3 separate regions of the Homo sapiens genome follow, and regions 1 and 2 are each linked to region 3. A link is a loop called in an ENCODE intact Hi-C map of the cell type or tissue named here. Cell type or tissue: dorsolateral prefrontal cortex. All regions are shown on one strand. Links, peaks and the distances in the headings refer to the core of each region. The heading gives the core; the rest is flanking DNA. Region 1 overlaps MED27 (mediator complex subunit 27). Region 2 has its middle 21 kb from the start of NTNG2. Region 3 overlaps MED27 (mediator complex subunit 27).

Region 1 (5,000 bases), core at 1-5,000, 58 kb before region 3:
AGCGATTCTCCTGCCTCAGCCTCTTGAGTAGCTGGGATTACAGGCGTGCGCCACCGTGCCTGGCTAATTTTTTTGTATTTTTAGTAGAGACAAGGTTTCACTATGTTGGTCAGGCTGGTCTCGAACTCCTGACTTCGTGATCCACCTGCCTCAGCCTCCCAAAATGTTGGGATTACAGGCGTGAGCCACTGCACCCGGCCAAATTAAGTGGTTTTTAATAAGTCTTGGTTAGACAAGGCAAGAGACAGGATCTCCTAGGGACTCAGGTGATGAGAACTCAGGTTGCTTTGCTCTGCAGGCTGTGTCAGTGCTAGGGAGGCCATCAGCTCCCACCGTGGTGCCAAACCAGATGAGGTTCAGCAGCTGCTGTATCACCTGTGCCTGTTGAAACTACAGTCCTGAAAGACTCAGGCACCAAGCTTGGTTTTATAATCATTGCTGCATTCCCATCTGAGCCTGTGACCGGTCTTTACAGCTACGACCTGGGTGAAAATGGACGTGAACGTGTTCAGAGATAGCTGGAGAGGAGACGCAGACTCCACGTGCTGAGCAGAATTTCAGCAGGACAACCTCATCCTGTGAAGCCCTTTGGCTCTTTATTTGCCTGTCTGGACTATTAAGAGTTTCACATGTGTTTGAATAGAGAAAACATTTTTGACATATTTAAACCTGTACATTACTACTGAAGTAAGATATTTCCCTCAAAACAATTTTTGGATAGAAAATTCTTTTCATGTTGAATGGGAACAATTAATAAAACAGGAAGACAGTGCTGTAGTTTAGATCATGAAATCAGGCGTCCAACTGCCTTGGTCCAATTCCCAGCTCTATGAAGTAGGTGAGTTACTGGGCTTCAACTCTCATTTTGAAGTGAGGACAATAACAGTATCTTCTTTCATAAGGTGGCTGTGAAGACTAAATGCGTAAGGCATGGAAGGAGCCTGGCACATTTCCTGTACAACACACATGTATACCCGCACTAAGTGGTCAGTTATATGATGAAGATAACTCAGTACATTGAACTCTGACCCAGAATCCAAGTAACTGGGTCTTTTGCCACAGTTTTCTCCACCACCTCACCTTAACCCAAAGCATATAGGGCAGTGTAATCAGCTGAAAAAATCCTGGCGCCGCTCTGGAAAAGTCTAGATTCCATCCTGGCCCTCCTCCTTGTACAGAGGGCCACAGCGGGCAAATCACCCAGCCCTCTGGCTTCGGTTTCCTCTTCTTTAGACAAGGTAATCTCTAAGGGTCCTTCCAGCTCTAGTCAGTTCGATACACATTTCCTAAAGCTTACTACATGCACAAAGAAGCAATTATACAGTTATAAAGACTGTCCATCTTTGAATGGTACATACGGTAATTATTCCAGAAAACTCAAATTAATCAGAATACCCTATTTCTTAACCTCTGGGAATAACTGGAATCTATTATGCTTGATAGATTTCAGTGAAATCTATCAGTATATAACAGCAGAACAATTCCAAGTACCATTCTGGCATAAAATACGTGTTCTTTGCCACTATCTAGGGGGGCCCATTACTAGAAATTTCTGAAGAAACTTGTAACTAGAAGGAACTATTGCAACTAAGCCTGAGGACTAAAGATGAGTATTTTAACAAGAACCCCAGGAAACAAATTTTGTAATCAAGGAAATTTACAGGAACACTACAGTTCACAAATGAATATTTGCTGTAGCTGAGTAGGCTGCCCTAATGTGGCTGTGTAGGATGCTCAGAGGGCATGTGTAATTAAAGGGCACATACCTCATCTGTCTTTCACTTGAGGATCTCAGAATAGAACAGATAAAAACAATTATTTACTTAAATGTCAACGGCTTTAGAAATAGAAGCCAGGAATATAAGCATGCAGGTCTTCGAATTCTTAAATTTCAGACACCCACTCTTGTAAACAGGAGATCTGTTACAATTAACAGATGCAGCTGTAACTCAGATTCAGTTGTGTCGTATCAATCACTCCGTTTAATGCTCCAAATATCACCATATGCACCTACCCCATGAAGGCTGTAGCTTGACGCTCTGACTTGTGAAGTGGGGTGTGTGTGTGCGCTCGTGCACACAAGAAATATTTGAGTGGGTACAGTTCAAGAGCTAGGGACGTGGCTCATAATGATCCAGCAAAGAGTCTCTCTCACTCAGATCTCACCTTTGTCTTGACAGAGACTGTAGTGAATCACACTGTGAATGAGTCAACAATGCAACAGCGTTAAAGTCAACTGCTTAGAATTGTGTTAATATAAAGGATTACATGTAAAATGGGAGATAATCATTCCATTTTGGTAAAAACACGTGTAGTACCAACATGAATAATAATGAGGGATGACAAATTGGAGCGTATGTACAGAAGATGAATACAGCCAGTAATCCCTTTGAACACAGGTATACAAAGCCTTAACAACAAGGGGAGAGTGTCTACCACAAAATAAGAGATGAGATGACACAGCTACTCCTAAAACATGCAAATGGAAGTTGCTGAGTGAAGACAGATCAATTATCCTCAGTCGATGAGAATAATAAGACAGAGTGACAGCAGGAAACACTGAGGTTAAATATTAGGCAAAACGTAACAATGGGAAGAATGCTAGCAGAGGAGAGGCTGCCAGGAGAGTCGAAGAAATGACCGCCTGTAGAGGCATGCAGGGTTAAAGCTGGACACCTGCCTCATTATGAGTGGAATTATTCCTGCCACAGCTCAGGGAAACTGGAGAAGAGTGTCATTAGAGAGGTCTCTGCTGATCTAAATGGGTACGAAAACAAGGAGGCTGAGCTCTTGCTTATCAACATTTTTAACCCTCCAAAGTAAGTGAGGGTTTTGCCCACTGGGCAACAGTCTTGACACTGAAACCCATCACATGCCCGTAAAAATGGCCCGCACGTGGCATATGTCGCAGCAGGCAAGAAGGCAACACAATGGCTGCTTGTTTCAGAGACAGAAGCTTGAAGCTGTCTGGGCGGCGGCTCTGGGTAATCACATCCCAAACACAGAACAGGATTTTTTCCCTGCCTGAAATGCTCTCTGATATTTTTCAGCCTTAATTCAAAGGTTTCTTTCTTTGTTGAGTTCAGAACAGTATAGCATGTTTTCTGTTGTTAAACAACGTAAAGCATTTACACTTGATTAGCTGTAGTATGAGTATCAGCAGGACTTGGAAACTTTTCATCATCTTCATGAAGGTTCTGAGGGTCCGCTGACAGCCCTGGGAAATAGTGTTTTTCCAGATTTCCACTGTAAATAATGGCTGACCATTGGCCTCTGTGTTTCAAGGCCTGATGAAGGCAGCAGGGCACAGGACAGAACCGCTGCTTTCGTGAACTAGCGAAGGAGCCTCATGCTGGGGAGGCGCTGCTTTCTACAGTCCCTTCCCACTTAGGGTAGCACAGCCTGGCCATATCCACAGGGGCCCTAAACACTCTACAGCTAAAAAGCCTTCTTCTGCTCTCTCTCTCTCTGAAAGATGACAATATGTGCTGTGCACCCTTAGCGCTATTTTCTCCATGAAGTGAAAGGCACTTCAGTGAATCAATCCATGTTTGGAAATATATTCCAAAAGTTGATAGATTTAAGAATTATAATGATAATCTCCAAAGGAATCATATAATCCTGGAGACAGAAGACAACTGAGAGGATAGCTAGTCTAAATTTGTTACTCGATGGACAGGCTAGCTGACTGGTTTAAAGACTTCTATCTAGTGGTAGGCAAAGCTGGGACTGGAACTCAGATCCTTCTGAATGTTTTCTTTCCCCCATACACTAGTCTGAGATAGAGACATTTAAAATGTGGCTACTGATAAGCATTGTGAACCAATAAACTCTTCCAAAAGGCAGATTTAAGATACTCTTACAGCCACATGGAGAAAAGTTTCCACTGTTATTTATGTATTTATTTTTGAGACGGGGTCTGACTCTGTCACCCAGGCTGGACTGCAGAGGCACAATCACAACTCACTGCAACCTCCGCCTTCCAGGCTCAAGTCATCCTCCCACTTCAGCCTCCTGAGTAGCTGGCATTACAGGCATGTGCCACCACACCCAGCTAATTTTTGTATTTTTTTGGTAGAGACAGGGTTTCACCATGTTGTCCAGGTTGCTCTTGAATTCCTGGGCTCAAGTGATCCACCCACCTCAGCCTCCCAAAATGCTGGGACTACAGGTGTGAGCCATTGTGCCTGGCGTGTGATTTTTTTTTTTTTGTGATAGGAGTATTATATTCTGATCCACTCTTACTTTTCCAGCAATAAATTCTGGTCATAGTTTACATGTAATCGAAATTATCCCACTAGGTTTTGAGAAAGCTTGATCTATTTTCAAACACAGATTCAAGAAATCATGAGTTTGTGTTTAAAGTGGATGCTTGGACATACTCAACTCCATCCCGGCTGGGTGCTATTTTATGCTCAATTAGTATCTGTTTTGGTATTTTCTTTAAATCTTTTGGAATAAAACAGTAATCCTGTTAAATAAATTTTTGTAAATATTCTTGGCATTCTTTCCTTTAGTGAAGAGGAAAGCTGGATGAAGTTCATAGTAAGATGGTTTCATTTTATCTGAATTTTAAGTAACTGGCTAATGATTTTCATTCCACAGATGTGGACGACATTTCAGCATTGATTCAAATACACTTGATTCATCTATTTTGGTTTGCAAGAAAGTTTCTAATATAAAAATAAAACTTTAAAAAGCCGAACATAAATTTCTAAACCTGTGCTGCAATGGCCAGTAAAATATTAAAGCATAATGTTCAGCTAAACTATTTCCAAGCCATACATCATTTTCTGTTTGGGTCCTACCCAACTGTTTCAAAGTTCATTTTTACAGTGTTCAGGGATAATAGCAACCGTATCATTCACAGGAGCCATGGCCAGTCAATTTCTACAGAGAGGAAATGGAATTGTTCCAAACAGATTAAGTTTTAGCGTAGAGAACAAAGACCCCCTGAGGTTAGCATTTCTGAAACAAAATGGCCAGAAATTAAGTTTAGA
Region 2 (10,911 bases), core at 3,150-8,149, 120 kb after region 3:
TTTTTTTTCTGAGACCCTCTTGCTTTGTTGCCCAGGCTGGAGTGTAGTGGCACAATCTCGGCTGACTGCAACCTCCGCCTCCCAGGTTCAAGCAATTCCCCCATGTCAGCATCCTGAGTAGCTGGGGTTACAGGCACCCACCACCACACCCAGCTAGTTTTTGTATTTTTAGTACAGACTGGGTTTCACCATGTTGGCCAGGCTGGTCTCGAACTCCTGAGCTCAAGTGATCTGCCCGCCTTGGCCTCCCAAAGTGCTGGGATTATAGGCGTGAGCCACCGCACCCAGCCCATTGTAGGTTTTAAGATCACTGGTATCATCCATAGTAAAAAGAGAGAGGGATGGTCATGTTCATAGACCTTAAAGTGGAAAGTCACCTACACCTGGAGGCAGAGGCCTGGAAACTTCCAGCCACATGACCTCAGGAAAGTCCTTTCCCTTGTTACGTCTCAGTATCCCCAACTGTAAAGCAGGAGGGAGGACCCTGATGTCAAGGCCCCTCTGGCGCAGGACTGTGAAGTGCCTAGGATGGGCTCCCATGGACCGGCTGGAGTCCCCAGATCCCCTGGGGTCCACCAACCCTGCTCCGGCAGCACACCCTGCGGGCTGCGGCTCCCTCCCCTGCCCAAGTGGGTGCTTCTGAGGGAAGGGTCCAGATAGCTCTCCTGCCTCTCCTCCTGCCTTGACAGGGAGCAGGCTGCATGGAGAGGCTTTTAAACCTGCCTGGCTGCTGTGAGTATTGATCAGCTTTGTTCCTTAATGGGATTCTTGCGTGCTCGCTGCCGGCCGCCCCTCCTCCAGCCCCCATTATTCTGGGCCATCGCTGCTTCAGGCCTCCTTCCCTCAGCTGAACAACACCAGAGAGTGGAAGAGCTGAGAGCGGCGCTCCTCTAAGGGGGAACGAGGGGACAAGCAAGCCACAGTGCTAGCTGGGGGCTGAGAGCTGAGCCACTGCCTGTCACAAAGGATGGCCAACTGCCGAGCACCTGTCCCAGGAGCTGCGGGCTACTTGGTGACCCCCACGCTGGGGTCAGGTCCTGGAGCCCTCTCCTGAGCCCAGCTGAGCCCCTCCTTCCTCCCTCATGGGTCCAAGCAAGTGTGGCCCTCAGGTGTGGGTGGCCGTGCCCTAGCCTCTCTCTCCCTGTTGTTGCCAAAGAACCCCCAAAAATGTCACCTGTGAAAGTTCTGGATTTCCTCGACTTCGGGAAATGGCAGTTTTCAGGCTGGTCTGTTGCTATGGAATTCAAATTCATGGCAACTTTGTGCCATTGTGTTGGCTGCCTGCCTTAGCTCCTCTGACTTCCTTTACAATCAAGTCAATAAAAGTGTCACCTCGCCCTCATCTTTTTAGTATTTATATTTCAGATCAATGTGAGGCCTGAAGCCCATTGATTACCCTCCGATGAGTTGCAAAAAAGTGCAGTATTAAAAAGGGCTGGTTCTGAGATGGAGCCGGGGAAGTTGCTGGTCATGTGAGTCAAGTTGTTTTCACATACAGCAACATCTTTTATTTATACGATTGCAATGTCTACCTCTGTTGTAGCTGTTCCTGCCTTTCCCGTGACACCGGGGCTGCAGTTCCACGCCCCGACAAGTTGCCTGGTTGTTGCAAGCACCCCACAGTGGCCTCCAGCCTGTCCTGGGAAACCAGCTCTGAAGAGCAGGGACCCTGCATTACGCCTTCCGTGACAGCCCCGAGGGGAATCTTCAAAAAAGAGACACACTCGTGGCACTTAAAGGAAGCTGAATGTGCCTGTTCCTGGCTGGTCTGGGAGAACAGGCTTGTGCTGGGGACATGGAACACACTTAATGGCCAATCGATACCCAAGTCACGGTATCTGCTGCCCGCGGTTTACGTTTTCTAATAGGCGCCTCCTCGGGTCATCAATACAGTGGTAGAAATGTCATCTTCAACTTCATACTGGCCCCAGGGCTGCTTCCAAGGCAGCCAGCACAGCCCCTTACAGCCTGGAAAGGAACACAACCACTGGCAAGCTGGGCTTACGCATCCCCAAAGAGGACACGGGAACAGGCCAGAAACACACACGGCAGAGACTGCAAGCCCCATGGCAGCCCCTACCCATTTCGTCCCTGACTCACAGCTTGATGATGTAGCAATGAGGGTGAAAAAGAGGCCCGTGCAGGCTTTTTTGTCTTGTTTTGTTTTGTTTTGAGACAGAGTCTCACTCTGTCTCTTAGGCTGGAGTGCAGTGGCGTGATCTTGGCTCACTGCAACCTCCGCCTTTGGGTTCAAGTGATTCTCCTGCCTAAGCCTCCCAAGTAGCTGGGATTACAGGCACGTGCCACCAAGCCCGGCTAATTTTTGTATTTTTTTTTTAGCAGAGATGGGGTTTCTCCATGTTGGCCAGGCTGGTCTCAAAGTCTTGACCTCAAGGGATGCCCCCTGCCTTGGCCTCCCAAAGTGTCGGGATTACAGGCGTGAGCCACCGCGCCCGGCCTCGTGCAGGCTTTTGAAGCAGAGGGAAAGCATCTCAAAGCACGGCAAGAGGGGACAGAGCTGGGCCAGGGAAGGAGTCCGTCATTTTTAATAGTTTGTAATTTAGGAAGTAATGGAGTGGCATGACGAGGGGCTTTGAATTTTCACACCCAGCTACTCTGCTTCATAGCTGTGTGATTTTCGGCAAATGACTTAACATATCTGAGCCACAATTCCTTATGCATAAACTGGGGATGATAACAGTGCCTGATTGGTGGGGCAGCCTGCTGGGAGCTTAACTGGGATAACACAGGTGATGAGTCTGGTCCAGGCAGCTGGCACAAAGGAAGTGCTCCCTCCTTCTTATTACTAACTCGTGTTATTGTTACTGTACAAAATGCCTGACCCTCCATCAGACATTGCACCCCATGGCACGCTGGCCATCCCCAAGCAAGGCCTCTACACGTGCCTGCGCATGCCTTCTCTGACAAGGAGGGGCTGTGTCGGCTCCGGCCACCCCTGTATCCTCAGAGCCCAGTACTCTGTTTCACTCGTCACCAGGCTCTGTTTTAAGTACTTTTCTGTGCACTAGCTCATTAGATCCTCAATAATATGATGGCTAGCCATTCATCACAACAGTTTCTAGAAAATTCCTTGCAGATGTGAGAATGTGGCTGGTGTCATTGTGGAGTTTGACGGCATTTCTCTTGGTGGGTGATGTTGGGAGTTTAATTAGAAATGGTGGGGCAGACCAGTTGTGGTGGCTCATACCTGTAATCCCAGCACTTTGGGAGGCCAAGGCAGGCAGATTGCTTTAAGGCCAGGAATTCAAGACCAGCCTGGGCAACATGGTGAAACCCTATATGCACACAAAAAAAGAATGAGCCAAGTGGGGTGGCATGCACCTGTAGTCCTAGCTACTAGGGAGGCTAAGGTGAGAGGATCACCTGAGCCCAAGGAGATAAAGGCTACAGTGAGCCATGATTGCACCACTGCACTCCAGCCTGGGCGACAGAGTGAGATCCTATATCAAAGAAGAAGGGAAGGGAAGGGGAGGGGAGGGGAGAGAAGGGGAGAGGAGGGGAGGGAAGGGGAGGGGAGGGGAGAGAAGGGGAGAGGAGGGGAGGGAAGAAGAGAAGGAAGAGAAGGGGAGGGGAAGGGAGGAAAGAAGGGAAGGGCTAGGTGCAGTGGCTCATGCCTGTAATCACAGCACTTTGGAAGGCTGAGGAGGGTGGATAACCTGAGGTCGGGAGTTCGAGACCAGCCTGATCAACATGGAGAAACCCCATCTCTACTAAAAATTCAAAATTAGCCTGGCATGGTGGCACATGCCTGTAATCCCAGCTACTCAGGAGGCTAAGGCAGGAGAATCACTTGAACCCGGGAGGTGGAGGTTGCAGTGAGCCAAGATCGCACCATTGCACTCTAGCCTGGGGAACAAAAGCTAAACTCCATCTTAAAAAAAAAAAAAAGGGAAGAAAGGGGAGGGGAGGGTGGGGGAGGGGAAAAGCAAAGCTGGGGCAAGTGACCAGACCATGAGAGTGTCGAAGGACCCCTTGCTGGGGGCGCCTAAAGACCGCGTGCAGCTCGTGTCTTCTTGCCTGGCTTCTTGCTCACTCTTTTTTGTCTTTTTTTTTTTCCTTTAAGGTGAAATTTACATAACAAAGAATCAGCCACTTGAAAGTGACCATGGCATTTAGTACTTTCACAAAGTTGTGCCACCACAACCTCTAACTAGTTCCAAAATATCTTCATCACCCCAAGGTAAAACTCTGTATCCATTCATTAGCAGTTACTCCCCACTTCCCTTCTCCCTCCTGCAACCACCAATCTGCTCTCTGTCTATGGATTTACCTATTCTGGATATTTCATATAAATGGGATCATATAATACATGACCTTTCGTGACTGGCTGCTTTTACTTAGCATAATGTTTTCAAGGTTCATCCTGGTTGCAGCACGGATCAATACTTCATTTCTCTTTAAGGCAGAATAATATTCCGTTGCCTGGATAGACCACATTTTGTCTACCCATCCCCTGTCGGAGGGCACTTGGATTGCTTCTACCTTTTGTCTCCTGAGAATAAGCTGCTGAGGACACGGGTGTACAACTCAAATACTCTTGATTTGCATCACAGCTGGACTTGCAGCTCTCAAAACCATCCCCTCTCCTGGTTCTGCCCTGGTGCTCCCATCCCCCTGGTTGACTCCTACTCAATCCTTAGGGCTCAGCTTCATGCCACTTCCTCCAGGAAGCCTCCTTGCTGTGCCTGGACAAGGCTGGTGCTCCTTTTCCTGAGGGGCTCCGTGACACTCTGGACAACCCCCAAGCAAGACCTCTGCACATGCCGATCACTGCTTGTGAATGTCTTCCCTGATGAGGATGCAGCTGTGCCTGCGCCAGCCACAGCTGTATCCTCAGAGCTCAGCACAATCCTGGGTGCACAGGAGGCACTTTAAAATGCTTGTTGATTACCTAGGTGGCCATCACCTCTGCAATTACTGGGACTTTGTGGCAGCTTCATAGGTTTTCTGACCCAGGAGTGATCATCAGATTGCAGGTTGGAGCGAGGTTCGTTTAATAGACGGGAGAAGCCACCTCCAGTGATTATCCCCAGTGGTGAAAGGCCCTTGGGAGACTTGTTGATAAAACAAAATGCAGTATGAAAATGGGAGCAGGCCGGGGAGCGGTGGCTCACGCCTGTAATCCCAGCACTTTGGGAGGCCAAAGTGGGTGGATCGCCTGAGGTCAGGAGTTTGAGACCAGCCTGACCAACGTGGTGAAATCCAGTCTCTACTAAATCTACAAAAATTAGCCAGGTTTGGTGGTGCATGCCTGTAATCCCAGCTACTCAGGAGGCTGAGGCAGGAGAATTGCTTGAACCCGGGAGGCAGAGGTTGCAGTGAGCAGAAATCACGCCACTGCACTCCAGCCTGGGTGACAAGAGCAAAACTCTGTCTCAAAAAATAAAGAAAGAAAGAAAGAAAGAAAATAAAAGAAAATGGGAACAAAGCTGCCATTAAAAATGATTAATTAGAGCCCTGCTCATAGGTCTATGAGGAACAACACTATTAATATTCATGACCCTTAAACATTCTCCATGCACAGCCACTTACTCTTTATTTCTGTACTTGCTACTGTGTGGGCTCACCCTTTACCCTGAAGCTCTCCGAAGCATGAATTCTTCCCCAGAATGATTCCCTCTGGAGGGAACTGGGCCAGAGTTTCTGCCACTCACTTGCCTAAGGACTGTCACCATTGTTTACCCGCTCCCCAGACGCCTGCGCCCGGGCAGCTCAGAAAGTGCTTCCCCTCCCACCCCAGCCAGGTAGCAGGCAGAATGAGCCTTTTTTACGGTTTTATTTTGTAGCTGAACGCCACGGTGGTTTCTGGGAAGAAGGGGACAATGCCTGACCCCACGGGAGAGGGCTTAGCTTTCCCTAATAAGATGGCAGCAGAGAGATGACACAGAGAGAATGAAGGGACCGCTTCAATAGGGCAGCTGAAAGGAAACCATTCACGAGGGAAGGCAGAGTGAGAAGCCCGCAGGGGCAGGCGCCCCAGGAGCCCGTCAGCTCCACGGCAGCTCCAGCTGGGGAACATGCCAACCGCAACCTGGGAAAGCGCCAATTAAAAATATTAACCCCTGTGCAGGGCTCCGGACGCGGGCGCTGGTCATGGCGGAGCAGCGGCTCTGTGCTTTGAGGAAGATGTGTAGGAGAAGGAAGTGCAGAGAACCCAGTCGGGCTCATTGTTTTGCCTGTCCCGGTGGGAGCAAAAATCACTCCCTAGCACTTTTTACCTGTTTCTTGCCCCTGTGGCATCTTTGCTCTCCATCTGCCTCTTAGGAAGGGCCTCCTTTCTGCAGTGCCATCAACCCTTAATGAGGGCTCCGTGAGGATAAAGACCGCGTCCACTTTGCTTGCTGGGGCCCAGCACACAGCAGGCGCTCAATAAATGCTCGATGAAGGATAATTCGGTTATTTAGCCCTATTTAATTACAAGCAACTCTCAATTGTCTTTAAAAATGATCAGGAGGGGAAGAGAACATTCAAACATGTCTATTTGTCTTGGGAGTGGGGTTCTTGGGCTGATATTTCATAATACATGTGATTACACCGGGTATTTTGCAGGAATTTTCTTCTCCAGGTCTGAGATGTGTTACGTAACTTTTCTTCTTTAAATGTAATTGACATTCACTGGGTGCTGCACAGGCACTGGGCGTGGTCTGAGGGCTTCATCCTCACATGCTCCGGGATGGAAGTGTGATAGCAGCTGCACTTCCCATCACTAGGAGCATGACTTCATCAGGTATGTCCCGAATAATAACCAGCCACACACACCACACACACACACACACACACCACACACACACACACCACACACACCCCCCACACACACACCACACACACACAGCACACACACACCGCACACACACCGCACACACACACACCACACACACACCACACACACACACCACACACACAGAGCTTCATGGCCATATTTAGTGATTAGCTAATATAAAAAAGTTTGTACAAAGCTGACTTTACCCAGCAGGTACATTCCTTACCTTGTGATCTTGATGGGGAAACTGAGGCTCAGAGAAGTGAAGCAACTTCCCAGGTTCACACAGCTAGAGACTGGCAGACTATAGGATATGGTGTTTACGTAAATGCAAATGTATTTGAAAGCTTTTGATTCTGAGGCTAGAAGTTCATTCAAGAGGATCCGACTATCTTCTGCTGCACATAAACGGGATCTCCCGCTTTGCTCTTACGTGGCTGTGACTGGCTTCGACCCCTGTTGTGGAAGCGAGCTGGTGCTCCCTGCACCGCCCTTGCCTGGGGCAGCTACAGCTCAGCCTGGCTCAGCACTCCCCATCTTGCCAGACTGCCCCAGTCCCTCTAGACAATCAATCTGGTCTTCCCCAGCCTCCCAGCTCTGTCTTCAGTGCCCTTTAATTAAACAGGAACTCTCTGCAGAAAGCAATTGAATTATCTAATTATGCCCTCCTAACCCAATTGCCGTCGTTAACACCAGTGACTTGGCAAAGCAGGTGTCTATGGGGCTCAATGGGAACCAGCAGTGACCCCCAAGCCACTCCTTTCTCCCACCCCACCCAACCCCAGACCTTGTCCTAAATAATGAATAGCCCAGAACCTGATGGCTGTGCTGGCCGGGACCTCAGATGCTGGCAGGAGCTTCAGCTGCCCTTAAATGCTCCTGAGTGGCTGCAAAGGACAGGGAGGGTAGAACATCCATCCGAGAGACCTCCTCCTGCCCTGGCTGGGCCCCGAACCGCTCTGTGGCATCCAAAGCATCTGGCTTCATATCCACTGGTTTGTTTTGTGTAATCATCCTGCAGCTCCCGAGCGGGCATCTCCTGTGTGAGGGCACACTGCCAGGGGCTGGGCATCAGAGATGAAGTCTTACTGTCACCTGGCTATAGTCCCAGGACATGGCCTTCACCCTGACTGAAGCTGGGGCTGGCTGACTCACCCCCACCTTTTCTGGGGCCCCCAGCTCAGAGCCCCTCTTGGAGAAGGATTCAAGGCATATTTGAATAATAACTATTAAGATAAAATTCTAATATTGTGTGCATAATATTTAATGTGCTGCCTATGTAGCAAACACCAGGTTCTTTTAATTTAAACGTAATTCTTACTTTTTTTTTTTTTTTTGAGATGGAGTTTCGCTTTTGTTGCCCAGGCTGGAGTGCAATGGCATGATCTTGGCTCACTGCAACCTCCGCCTTCCGGGTTCAAATGATTCTCCTGCCTCAGCCTCCTGAATAGCTGGGATTACAGGTGCCCACCACCATGCCCAGCTAATTTTTGCATTTTTAGTAGAGACGGTGTTTCACCATGTTGGCCAGGCTGGTCTCAAACTCATGACCTCAGGTGATTTTCCCACCTCAGCTTCCCAAAGTGCTGGGATTACAGGCGTGAGTCACCACGTCTGGCCTTACTTTGTAATTTGAAAACATGTCAAACCTATGCAAGTATAGCAAAATTAATTCCTGTGTACCTTTCCCTCGATTCCCAGTTTGTGAGCACCTTGCCACATTGCTGTCTCTCTCCACACATAGTCTATACTGTTGTAGTTTTGTTGACTCCTTCTAGAGTTAGTTGCAGACATCATGTCCCTTCACCACAAATTACTTGCAGCTTGTGTCATCTAAGAATGGGACACTTACAGCCTCAGGACAATGATCAGATTCAAGAAATTTAATACTGATAGCATACCACTGCCCTATGCGGGAGATGGTCCCTGTGCACGTTTTGCTAATTTTCCCAATACTCCTCTTTTCAGTAATTTTATCTTTTCCCTTGACCCAGGGTCCAGTCCAAGACCCCACATTACACTGGGTTGTGCCTCGTCAGCCCCTGTAGTCTAGACCAGCTCCTCAGCCCATATATATATAAAATGTGTATATATATATATATATATAATGTATATATATATAAAATGTGTATATATAATGTATATATATATAATGTATATATATAATGTGTATATATACACACATATATACATATGTATATATGTATATACATATATGTGTACCTTATATATACGTGTGTGTGTGTATATATATATGTATTTTAATGTTGGAAAAATTTTAGATTTACAGAAAATTTCCAAAGATAGAACAGAGTGTTCTCCATAACCCTTCATCCAGTTCCCCCTAATGTTATCATCTGACGTAACCACAGTACACCTGTCAAAAGTGAGAAAAGAGCGTTGTTGCTGCTACAGACCAAACTCCAGACGTTGGATTTCATCTGTTTTTCCACGAATGTCCTTTTTCTGTTCCAGGATCTCACTTTGTACTCAGCAGCAGCTGTTGATCTTTCAAGAGACTGATGGACGTTAGGTTCTTTCCAAACTTGTGTCATTTTAATTTCCTCAACAACCCTGCAAAGACGGTGTGTTATCGAGGAAACTGAGATGAGAGGAGGTGAAATGACTCACCCAAGGTCACATGGCTAGTAAGTGGAAAAGGCTGACTCAAGCCCTCAGCCTGGCTCCAAAGCTAGCTCCAACTTCATCTGCATCATGAATCTCTCTCTCTGTCTCTCTGTCTCTCGCTCTCATGCATACATCACACTCACACAGAGGTGCACACACAGCGTTTTACCCATATTTAGCAATTGGCTAACATAAACAATTTTAACAACGTGCCAAATATTAAAAGAATCCCTCACTTTATCCAACAGGTATATTCCCAAAAAGTTGACTGTAGTTCTGTAGAAGAGCTCACTAGAAAGTAGCCATGTATCGGCCGGGCACGGTGGCTCACGCCTGTAATCCCAGCACTTTGGGAGGCCAAGGTGGGAGGATCACCTGAGGTCAGGAATTCAAGACCGGCCTGGCCAACATGGTGAAACCCCATCTGTACGAAAAACACAGAAATTAACCGGGCTTGGTGGCGCGTGCCTGTAGTCCCAGCTACTCCAGATGCTGAGGCAGGAGAATCACTTGAACCCAGGAGGCGAAGGTTGCAGTGAGCCAAGATCACACCACTGCACTCCAGCCTGGGCGATAGACGGAGACTCCATCAAAAAAAGAAAAAAAGAAAAAAAAAGTAGCCATGTATCCCTTGCCTGCTATGGGCTCAATGCTTTGCATATATTTCTTCATTTGATCAGTACACAACTGTTGATGGGATGTGCTGTCACGCCCATTTTAGAGATATGAAAATGGAGTCACAGACATGAGAATTGACTCATTCTAGGTGGAACGGCCAGTTACTAGCCGAGCGGGGATTGGAACTCAGTTCCCTTTGTCCCCAGTGCCTCGTCCTTAACCACCAGGTTCAACTCACTCCCAGATGAAAGGGTTCCCGCTGTCCTTGTGCGTCCTCGTGCAGTGGCAGTGGAGAACGCTGGACAGAATGGCTGCAGAGGCTCTGCGGTAGGCCTGACGCCACTCATGATTCCCAGGGACTCCTGTGCCTCGGGCAGCCAGTGCCACCCTGTCACTCACAGGGATGAGGCTGATCCAAGGGCTCCACTTTAATAACGGGTCCAGCTGGTGCCAGCTTTTATTTTAGCGACGTGTGAATGCTGTTGCCATGGAATGCAGCCTTATACCCAGGGTGCAGGAACTACCGAGAGGAGAAGCTGCTCTGGGCTGTGTTTTTCCCTCTATCCAAATTTCATTTCCCTCTGCATGTTCCACCACTGATTATCTTTTTAGTCTGCACAGAAAACTGGCACACGGAGGACAGTTTGAGTCAAGGCGCTCTGTGCTTTATCGTCCCCAGTCCCCATGTGTTTACAAGCCACCACTTCTGAGAAGGGAGGCATATGAAATTGTTATTTTCCCACTGTGTGTGAAAATAGCATCCGAGTAGAGCGTGGGGCAGGATTGGTCCAACATGCCAAACAGCAGCTCTTCCTTCTCAGTAGGACAGCGGTCCCCAAACTGCTCCTCAGACACCCTTCACTCCTGTTAAAACTTGGCTTAAA
Region 3 (5,000 bases), core at 1-5,000:
GTTTCAAAATGTCAGCTACTTGGGTTTCGATCTTCCCTGCCAGAATTTGCAATGAGTGCAATATGCATGGGGCTTTATGGAATTACAGGGAAAGACAGCTTGGCAGGGGCCTCCTCCTGGCTCAAGGAATCGACTCTCCTTTTGGCTTTCCTCCTTTGTATTTACTAGGGTCCATGCAAGCTCAGCCATTCCAGCCCTGCTGACTCTTTGAGTGGAGGAGGCCTGCTAACTATGCAGAGTGGCAGGGTGATTTTGCCCACCCGGCATCATTTTGATCATTTGCTCAAACAAACAAACAAACAAAAACCCAAAACAGCAGAAATGTACGCTAACTGCTATCTGTCTTTTAAAGGGTTCCTCTGAAACCTCAACCATCTTGGATGCTCTCAGTGTACAGTGCACCTCTAACAGCACACATAGGTGGAAGGACTCTTCTTCCCCCAAAACAAAATCTGCCCTTGAGAGCTGACTCATAAGGATTAAGCAGCACTTGTTAATCATATATATGTATCCCAGTTTCCAGGAACACGGCTCTGACTGTCAAGATCTATAAGGGGCCCATTAAATATTTACTGAACCACCTTTATAATGGGAGAAAAGGTCAAAGTTAATAAAACTGACAGGCAGCTCCTGTCCAACTGGATTATACATTATTTAAGCACCAAAACTCCATTCCATGCAACACAGTTTAGATCTGAAGAGGCTCCTGGAAAATGTTCACTCAGCCAATGGTTCTAAAACAGCAGAAGGGAGTTCAGAGTGAATCTACAAATTAACATTAGAAACATATAACTCCCCAAAATACCGCCATAAGTTCTCAATTACAGGTTCTGTAATATTTTCTATAAAAATATATTTCAATAAACATACTTCTCTCCAAATGTCTGCAGCATGGAAACAAGTCTATTTCAAAAAGCAACTTATCAAAGTTCTATTGTGATTTTTCTATCAAAGATCCTCCACTAACCGGGAGGAATAAAAATGAAAGAAGGAGAGAAATGATCTATTCTTTTAACTTTCATATCTTACAAGTGCGGGGAATGGGAGTGTTTATGTGCTGAGTTGGAGGGGAAGGTTCGTGATTTACTGTTAAGTTACTGCTCCACAGGAACAGCCATTTCCGTGTTGCAGTGTTCTCTGGATTTTTTAGAGTATTTCTCTCAGTTACAATTTCACTATCCATTAATTTCCACTTTCTATTTTCTATGAATGACCTAGGATTTTTCTATCAGTTCTCAACCTAAAGCCCTTTCTAACCAATTATATCTACTAATTACCTCTATACCTGAGAAAATTTTAACAATTAATAATGGTCTGAGGAAAGACCAATTAAAATTAGGAAAACTTTGATCTACTGAATCGTTTTTAAAATAATGCTGTTTTAGTCTTATTGAACACGTAAGAGGCTCCAAGTTGTCAGGCAGGGTCCTGACGAAATGTAAGTGGGAGAGGAAGCGCCTCTGTAACCAGCAGCCTCTTTGGAAATGTGCTCCTGGGCTTTGCTGCTACCAAACTGGGTGACCTTACACATCTCCTGTCCCTCTCTAGAAAATATGCATGACATTTTCTCTGAGGACCCCCAAACTCTAAAATTCAATTCCTTTGTATTTCTAAAGGTAGAAAGGTATTTGATGTGAAGGAATGTCCCTACAACATTAATACAAGAGACTTAACAAATCTTTTTCTGTTGGATAGCCAAGGTCTTTACAGAATCCTCTTTTAAAGAGTCCAAACTACTGGGAGTCCAAATTCAATTAGCTTTAATACGCTTCAAATTACAAATAACAACAAATACTGGAAGCAAATGATATAAAAGGAAATGATAAAAACAGGATTCAAATGCAAAGTTTCTGACTTAAATCTTGAGTTCAAGAAATCAGATGAGCAATCACCCCTCTCCCGTTCATTCTCCACTTGCATGATGTCTTCTGCATTGTTCTGAATGCTTCTACCCGCCCCAAAATATTCATAGGTTAATGTTTTGCACTGGACCAAAGTTTGAAAAGAGAACAGAAGGAAATTCATCACACCGATCATGTTCAATATACTAATGAAGCCAGTGGCATTCAATTAGGCCTAGTACTTAAAAGCTGAAGTGTATGCTGGAGCCTCCCTGGGGTCCCTGCTACAGCATCCCATCATATGCAGCACTGCTCTACCCTTGCCATCTGGCCCGAATCCCACTTTAAGAGAACCTGACATTTGAAAACCTCAAAACTTATAAGCCAGATCAATCAAGATTTGATTCTTCTCACTATGAAAATCACTATTCCTTTCTCAAGATTCACCAAAGGCTTCTTTAAGGGTAAAGGGGAAAAAAGAGCTCTCCTGGACGTAAGTTATGATTCACTTTATTTTTTTTTTAAATCACTTTGCATATAATTACATATAAAGGCAAAGAATGGCATAGAATTAAGTTATAATAAATTCTGTCTGGCTTAGACCAGAGGACCCACAGGAGGGCAGAAGAGATCAAGGGGGTAGGGAGCCCCACCATCTCCTCTGCCAGTCACTCTAGGCCAATTTCCTTCTCCAAGCACAAAGCTCCGGTCTGTACTGGGAAAAACGCCCAGAAAAGACAGCCTTGTGTTATTCCTGGGTCTGGGAGTGAAGCTGCCACCCAGGGAGTCTTATCTCTAGGGCACAGACCTTGTTATTGATGACTCTATTCTGTACAATGTCCAGGATAGTGCATTGAATACAGGTGATGCTAATGAATTTGTCAGCTAACAAGTAGACTGGCAGATTCATGGGAATGCTGGCTTGGCTTGGCACTGCAACCAATCTAGAACAGACTGCCTCCATCTGACAGTCCTCTTATGGCTGGCCTCTTACGAAAGCAAACACACTGCTTTCTAGGTGCTCACTGTCAAGATAGAACCACAGAAGAAACCTTTTTTCCTCTTATTCCAGTTGCCCAGAAAGTGGGTATGTTCACAGGCTTGAGCTTGGACCAAGCTCAAAAGAAAAGGGGTCCATAGGGACTGCCCCTAGATGACTTCAAATCACAGAATTTAACAATAGAGAAAGGCCAAAGTAGATGCCAATCTTCCCCCCTACCCACAACCCCATTTCACATGAGAGGAGATGCCAGCCTTAAAGAGGTCACTGACCTCAGGTCACACCATTCGCAGGAGGACGGTGGGCCATACAGGGTTTGCCTTAATAGCTCTGTCCCGCGGGGATAGGTATGCTGCATCTTTCTAACTGGAGGTACTGATGTTTATCTTCCCTTCGGCAACAGAACACAGCGATCCCCCCTGGATGAGAGCTGGCCCATGCCAAGCAGGCAGCCACGTTCCCATCACCAGCCTCTCCTGGCTCCTGCTTGTCATGATAGAACTCTTCACTCTGCCCTCCTGCAGGCGCTGAGACGTTGCATGCTTTTCCCTCCCACTGACTCCAGTCATGTGTTAGGTGGTGAGTTTGAAGAAGTTTTAAACTCTGTTGTCTTCAAGTTTTAATATTCACAGTTAAATACTTTAGAGAAAAGAAATCAAGAAACCATAGTTTCATCAGAAAATCTAAATTCCAGATGCACAGTGGCATGTTGAACCTTCCTAGCAGTTTTGATATGGCTGTGTCACAGAGCAGTTGTGCTTCTGTCTAACGGGTTTCTAGGAGATTCCACATGTATACTCTGTTTCTACTGAAGAATTCTCTTTGCAAATGTATGTTATATATAATGATAGCAAGCAAGGACACCAGTGCCACTTCCCCTGTAGATCACTGACCAAAACAGCCAGAGGTGGCTGGCGTAAGTGCACTGAAAATCCTTCCAATGTATAACAGAACACACCAAAGCCCACAGCCACAACCTAAGGACCCATGACACCTGGAACAATCCACACTGTGTACACCTGAATCAAGTCACACCCCATACAGCTGGGATGTGTGTTGCGACACTGCAAGGTAGGGTGCTAATCTGAGAGTCTCACATAGTCATGTTTCCCCAGACCATTAAGCTTTCAACTAGAACTAAGATTTCTGCAACATCAGGAAACTTTGTCACCACTGTGAGTTGCAAGGACCTTTGCCCCTCATTACTGAAATATGTTTTGTTTCCAGCTAATGAGAAAGAATCATGTATTACAATAGAGTTCTGGTTCTTCTTTTGAACATAACTCCAAGCAAAAAACAGGCAAGCTTGTCTGGTATTATCTGTGCCAAGGAAAACAGCTACAGAAAAATACCATAAATCTAATTGTTTTGCTTGGGTTTTAATCTAAATATCAGATGATGATATTAGCTTCTTTCCTCCTTTTATCTCCTAATGCTTCTTTCAAATAGCCAATAGTTTAGAAAAAAACACCTTAGACTTGAGCTTTTATGGGTAAATAATCTTTTTACTTGGTCAAAACAGCATCAATAAACCATAAGAAGGAAGCCTCCAATTTACTTGCCTATTTGTTCTCTCCTGGAAGCTCGGTTTCACAGCTCCTTCAATTACTAGGAAAGCAGGACAGCAAATCAGGGCTGCGCTTCCTGCTCCACTGTGGCATTATTTATATGCTAAATGCCATTTGAGTTTCTTTCTTCCCTACATATTAGTGCTCAAATGTCCAAACTTCAAAAGCTATCCAAGAAGTAAACAGAGACGATGGATAGCAGCCCTTTTCTTTCTTAAATATCTGTAATGGTTAGGGTTGTTTAGATTGTTCTACTGCAACTCCCCAGAATTTGCACCTTTATTAATAGGACTTTCTCCACAACTGCTCCTGTTTACACTACAGCTGTATGCATGTTATCATCCTTCAAAGGTGCCAGTCCAATAGAAGGAGAATGACTCACATATCTGAATGAATTCACTAACAAAGCAAACTAAAATGTGGCTAACAATGGAAGAAACAACCATCATAGGGATTATTATTTGTAAAGGGAAAGAGAAAGACAACAGAAGAAAGGGAAAAAAAGGGAAGATGAGCAGCTAAGAAAAGACAGACGAGGGTATATAAAAATTGGTGTTTTCCTGTCTCCCAGGAGCCCCCTCTCACTTCACA

Evidence for each region. A loop is a pair of places that touch in the nucleus more often than their neighbours do. Peaks named below come from ENCODE experiments on the same cell type or tissue, not always from the same donor. Only the 100,000 strongest peaks of a DNase experiment are listed, where the experiment ranks them.
Region 1: a loop joins it to region 3, with 2.0 times the contacts of the local background. A loop is called at or near these places in 1 of 110 quality-filtered maps.
Region 2: a loop joins it to region 3, with 1.8 times the contacts of the local background. A loop is called at or near these places in 1 of 110 quality-filtered maps.

The regions. Positions count from the first base shown.
Region 1 is chr9:131,958,346-131,963,345 of GRCh38, forward strand. The region is part of intron 3 of MED27 (mediator complex subunit 27); the gene reads right to left. Among named protein-coding and RNA genes, the nearest start is that of MED27, 120 kb to the right of the region's middle. In dorsolateral prefrontal cortex, for the core only: a CTCF peak has its summit at 3,070; DNase peaks (open chromatin) are centred at 2,926 and 3,343; H3K4me3 peaks cover 1,329 bases; H3K27ac peaks cover 3,383 bases.
Region 2 is chr9:132,135,759-132,146,669 of GRCh38, forward strand. No RefSeq gene overlaps it. Among named protein-coding and RNA genes, the nearest start is that of NTNG2, 21 kb to the right of the region's middle. RefSeq lists an enhancer at 794-1,307. In dorsolateral prefrontal cortex, for the core only: no CTCF peak of the experiment used is centred there; DNase peaks (open chromatin) are centred at 5,713 and 6,014; H3K4me3 peaks cover 1,051 bases; H3K27ac peaks cover 1,441 bases.
Region 3 is chr9:132,016,558-132,021,557 of GRCh38, forward strand. The region is part of intron 2 of MED27 (mediator complex subunit 27); the gene reads right to left. Among named protein-coding and RNA genes, the nearest start is that of MED27, 61 kb to the right of the region's middle. In dorsolateral prefrontal cortex, for the core only: CTCF peaks have their summits at 2,464 and 2,663; a DNase peak (open chromatin) is centred at 2,534; H3K27ac peaks cover 408 bases.